2 separate regions of the Homo sapiens genome follow, and region 1 is linked to region 2. A link is an interaction called in ENCODE POLR2A ChIA-PET data of the cell type or tissue named here. Cell type or tissue: endothelial cell of umbilical vein. All regions are shown on one strand. Each heading gives the region's core, and the rest is flanking DNA. Links, peaks and the distances in the headings are about the cores only. Region 1 has its middle 11 kb from the start of TAOK1. Region 2 overlaps TAOK1 (TAO kinase 1).

The links. Peaks named below come from ENCODE experiments on the same cell type or tissue, not always from the same donor. Only the 100,000 strongest peaks of a DNase experiment are listed, where the experiment ranks them.
Region 1: POLR2A ChIA-PET joins it to region 2 with 5 read pairs; 12 of 35 experiments call an interaction of 5 or more read pairs at or near these places.

What each region holds. Positions count from the first base shown.
Region 1 is chr17:29,378,240-29,381,040 of GRCh38, forward strand. No RefSeq gene overlaps it. Among named protein-coding and RNA genes, the nearest start is that of TAOK1, 11 kb to the right of the region's middle. In endothelial cell of umbilical vein, for the core only: no CTCF peak of the experiment used is centred there; a DNase peak (open chromatin) is centred at 1,292.
Region 2 is chr17:29,493,612-29,496,412 of GRCh38, forward strand. It overlaps TAOK1 (TAO kinase 1), which reads left to right. Exons shown (of 20, transcript NM_020791.4): 11 at 1,949-2,116. Among named protein-coding and RNA genes, the nearest start is that of ABHD15, 72 kb to the right of the region's middle. In endothelial cell of umbilical vein, for the core only: no CTCF peak of the experiment used is centred there; no DNase peak of the experiment used is centred there.

The DNA.
Region 1 (2,801 bases), core at 134-2,633, 120 kb before region 2:
CCTGTAGTCCCAGCTACCCGGGAGGCTGAGGCAGGAGAATGGCATGAACCCGCGAGGCGGAGCTTACAGTGAGCCGAGATTGCGCCACTGCACTCCAGCCTGGGCGTCAGAGTGAGACTCCGTCTCAAAAAAAAAAAAAGTACATAAACAAATAAATAAAAAGCTAAAAATTCTGCTCTGCCATTTACTAAAGATGTGAGCTTGGCCAATTTACTTAAACTCTATGAACTCCAGGTATGGCATCTGATGATATCTATAGTAGCATCTACTTTGCCAGCTGGCTTACAGATTAGATAGAGGTAAAACATACTATCTGGAATATAATAGGTCCCCAATAAATATTAATTCTCTCTCTATCCCCCTGTTGCTGTAAGTGCCAGGTCCCTGTTTTCAACAACTGAAAAAAAAAATCTCCCACTGAGAAAGTTAGCATTCACGCTCAATTGCTGCTGATACCAGTGAGGTAAGAGAGTGGGAAGTGTGGGTGAGTTTTGCAAGACTAGAAGTCTTTGTAAAAACTAGCATGTGAATACACTAACGTTGGTTTTCCCCAATATAGGGATTCTTGGTGAAGAGTGCTGGTTTCCTCATGTTGGTGCTGCAGCATGGTTGATACTAATTTATTTTCCTTAGAAAATAAGATGCTGAGGCCGGGCACGGTGGCTCACACCTGTAATCCTAGCACTTTGGAAGGCCGAGGCAGATGGATTGCCTGAGCTCAGGAATTCTGGACCAGCCTGGGCAACACAGCGAAACCCTGTCTCTACAAAAATACAAAAAAAAAAAAAAAAAAAAGAAAGAAAGAAAGAAAAGAAAGAAAAATTAGCCGGGTGTGGTGGCAGGCACCTGTAATCCCAGCTACTCATGAGGCTGAGACAGAAGAATTGCTTGAACCTGGGAGGCAGAGGTTGCGGTGAGCTGAGATCGTGCCATTGCACTCCAGCCTGGGCGACAGAGTGAGAGACTCCATCTCAAAAAAAAAAAGAAAAGAAAATACGATGCTGGTTTGCTGATTGTGTGGCTTTAGGTAAGTTCTTATCCCTCTCTGGGCTTCACTAGAACAAAAGATTACTGCTCCTCTTCACTCCAGGAAATTAAGAGGATTCGTTGAAGTTTGTGTAAACTCCAGGTGAAAAGTTAAGTACAGGATGGTATTATCCTTGGCACTGAGAATCCCGGAAGTGTTTTTGCACAATCAGGTCAAATGCCATTGTTTAGTTTATGTGATTACCAAAGATTCAGCTGACACAGAGTTATGGTTTGACATGGTTCCTTTGTTCCGGATAATAAACATGTGTAATGTCAATTATACTAATGTGTTTTGTTCTAGTCGAAACAAGAAGGAGGCTGGTGATGAGGCTGGGACATCATACTTCATTCTCTCTGACCAGGCGCACTCTGACAACACGTTTTTCCTGTCTCTCTTTGTAACTGGTAATTAGGTTCTCAGCTGAGCTGTTAGGAATCTTGATAGGTTTCCCAGGCAGTCACCATCTGACAATTTACAACTTTGGGCTTTTCACAACTGGCGTGTTCTCTTCCAGGGAACGAAAGTTTCTCAATCTTATGTTCCTCCTATCATTCAAAGAGTCTGATCTGAGAGAAATGCTAGCTTTCTCAATGCATTATCTAATTCCAAAGCAGACTGTTGGGTCTCTTAGCAGTGATGGGGAAAATCTCTGTGTTCATGTGTGTCCTGAGCAATAAGGGTTGCCCCTATGGTGTAATAATGGAGTGAAAGTCATCAAAGCCAGAAGTGGCATGGCAGTATGGGAATTTAACATAGCCTTTCAAAAGGAGAGGAAATAATAGTAAAAATTAGTACAGTTGCTTTTTCTTTCTTTTTAAAAATAGATGGATCACGAGGTCAGGAGAGCGAGACTAATCCTGGCCAACAGGGTGAAACCCCATCTCTACTAAAATACAAAAAATTAGCCAGGCGTGGTGGCACGCACCTGTAGTCCCAGCTACTCAGGAGGCTGAGGCAGGGGAATCACTTGAACACGGGTGGCAGAGGTTGCAGTGAGCTGAGATCATGCCACTGCACTTCAGCCTGGCAACAGAGCAAGACTGTCTCAAAAAAAAAAAAAAAAATAGAGACGGGGGCCGGCCACAGTGGCTCATGCCTAGCATTTTGGGAGGCCGAGGTGGGCAGATCACCTGAGGTCAGGAGTTCAAGACCAACCTGGCCAACATGGCGAAACCCTGTCTCTACTAAAAAAATACAAAAATTAGCCAGGCACAATGGCGCCCACCTGTAATCCCAGCTACTCGGGAGGCTGAGGCAAGAGAATAGCTTGAAACTGGGAGGCGGAGGTTGCAGTGAGCCAAGATCGCGCCATTGCACTCCAGCCTAGGTGACAAGAATGAAACTCCATCTCAAAAAAAAAAACAAAAAAACAAAGAAAACAATTTTTTTAATTTTGTAAAGGTGTGATAATGATATTGTGGTTATGCTACAATAAAGGTCTTTGTTACAGATACATACTGAAGTATATACAGGTGAAATGTTATGATGATTTATAAGAGGTTTATTTAAAAATACTCCAGGGGCCTCGGTGAGGTGGCTCATACCTGTAATCCCAGCATTTGGGAGGCCGAGGCGGGTGGATCACGAGGTCAGGAGTTCGAGACCAGCCTGGCCAAGATGGTGAAACCCTGTCTCTACAAAAAATACAAAAAAATTAGCTGAGCATGCTCTACTAAAAACACAAAAAAATTAGCTGGCGTGGTGGCACAGGCCTATAATCCCAGCTACTCAGGAGGCCGAAGCAGGAAAATCGCTTGAACCTGGGAGGCAG
Region 2 (2,801 bases), core at 141-2,640:
CTAAGTCTGCATATATTAATAGTATTCATTTGCCTGGCCCCTAGTGTATATTATCACAGCCCTATTTGAAATGATAGGAAATAGTTATCATGAGCTTCTTATCTTTTGGACTAATTACATTTCTGTTGCAGTCTATCATAAAGAAAAAAACTAATAAAAAAATTTAATGTATGAAGCTATTTATCATGGAATTAAAAATTAGAAATAGCTGCCCCAAATTAGAGTAATGGTTAAGTGATTTGGGCACAAACATTTGATGAAATATTCTACAGGCATTATGTTTATGAGTTTGAAATAATAATAATTATTTTTTTTTTGTTTTTGAGACAGAGTCTTGCTCTGTCGCACAGGCTGGAGTGCAGTTACATGATCTCAGCTCACTGCAACCTCTGCCTCTGAGGTTCAAGTGATTCTCGTGCCTCAGCCGCCCGAGTAGCTGGGATTACAGGCCTATGCCTCCACGTCCTGCTAATTTTTTATATTTTTAGGGTTTCACTATTGGCTAGGCTGGTCTTGAACTCCTGGCCTCAAGTGATCTGCCTGCCTTGGCCTCCCAAAGTGCTGTGATAACAGGTATAAGCCACTGCGCCCAGCTAAAATAATAATACTTATGACTGTGAAAATTGAATAAAATAGTGTATAGAGGCTGGGCGCAGTGGTGTAATTCCAATGCTTTGGGAGGCCAAGGTGGGAGGGTCACTTGAGGCCAGGAGTTTAACTCTACCCCCCACCCCCCAAAAAATAAAAATTAGCTGGACATGGTGGTGCACACCTGTAGTCCTAGCTGCTTGAGAGGCTGAGGTGGGAGGATTGCTTGAGCCCAGGAGTTTGAGGTTACAGTGGGCTGTGATTCATAGTTACAACTCTTTGCATAAAAAAGAAATAAATTTGAGCTAACAAAGGAGGTAAAAGTTGTCTTAAGAATTCAAGGATAGCTGGGCGCGGTGGCTCACACCTGTAATCCCAGCACTTTGGGAGGGCGAGGTGGGCGGATCACGAGGTCAGGAGATCGAGACCATCCTGGCTAACACGGTGAAACCCTGACTCTACTAAAAATACCAAAAATTAGCCGGGTGTGGTGGCGGGCTCCTCTAGTCCTAGCTACTTGGGAGGCTGAGGCGGGAGAATGGTGTGAACCCGGGAGGCAGAGGTTGCAGTGAGCCGCAATCGCGCCACTGCACTCCAGCCTGGGCAACAGAGGGAGACTCCGTCTCAAAAAAAAAAAAAAAAAAAAAAAGAATTCAAGGATATTTCGTAGAACTCAAGGGATGGCAGAATATGTCTTTCTGGAATTTACATGCTAACTATGTATCTACAAAACATTTTATACATAGAAAATTTATGAAAAGTATATTACAATGTAACTGTGATCATCATAATGGTGGAATTGTTTTTTTCTACTTTTTGTATTTGATAAGGTGAAATTATATTAAATGCTAGTAATAAAAAAGTAATAATTTAATGGCTTTTAGTCTGTGTTAGTATTTTATAAAGAATATTGTTCACGCAGCATATAAAGGAACCCAATATCTAGTGTCTAAATTCATCTTTCATAATTCACCATCATTAAATACATTCCTGTTGAAACAAATATGACTCAGAGCTGAACATGTCTTTTGTGTGAAATCATCAGTTCTTAGAATATGTAAACCTTGAGAGCTCTGATTGGACTTAATTCTTAGTGTTTAGACCCTTCAGTTATTTTAACTCTGCATTTTTAGTTGGCCAACAAAAATATTATGTTCAAAATAAAGAAAAAGAATAGTTATGTATGCACAGAGTATATGTATGTAAATGATAATTTTATAAATAGAAGAAATTTAACAGAATTATATAGCTATAGATTACATGCATTATCTATCATAGGATATTATCTCTAGGGTCTGAGAAGGAGTACCTTGTCACTAATTGAAAAAAAAATCAACCTTTTACCTTCTACCCTATCTAGCACATATTTGTTCTTCGGGAGCGCCCTGAAACCGTGTTAATAGATCTCATTCAGAGGACAAAGGATGCAGTAAGAGAGCTGGACAATCTGCAGTATCGAAAGATGAAGAAACTCCTTTTCCAGGAGGCACATAATGGACCAGCAGTAGAAGCACAGGAAGAAGAAGAGGTAAGAGATAAAAAAATGACTCCAATATTGAATTTTCACTTTTGGTTTCTTTCCTTATGCAGCTTGCCCTGCCATAATTTACCTTATATACCAAGGGTTTCCAGGTTGTATTTTCTCAACACTGGTCCTATAAAATCCCAGTTAGGAATAAAAAAAGGTCCTTTTTTCTTGGAGAAATAAGAAAAGTTAAAAAAAAAGTTTTTTTTAAGTCTTTAATCATGTTAGATTGCATGCTCTAAATCCAACCCCTTTATGGTACACAATGTCATAATGAAGGTTCTGAGAAGTCCTTCGTTAAAGAAACTTGTTCATCTTTGTTTAGTCTAGGCCTTCTCTAATTTCTTGACCACTGAACCTGTTTTTTTATTTTTTAATTTTTTTGTTTATTTTGAGACGGAGTTTTGCTCTTGTTGCCCAGGTTGGAGTGCAATGACATGATCTCGGCTCACTGCAACCTCCACCTCCCTGGTTCAAGCGATTCTCCTGCCTCAGCCTCCCGAGTAGCTGGGATTATAGGCGCGCACCACCACACCTGACTAATTTTTATTTTATTTTATTTTTTGTATTTTTAGTAGAGACGGGGTTTCACCGCATTGGCCAGGCTGGTCTTGAACTCCTGACCTCAGGTGGCCCACCTGCCTCGGCCTCCCAAAGTGCTGGGATTACAGGCATGGGCCACTGTGCC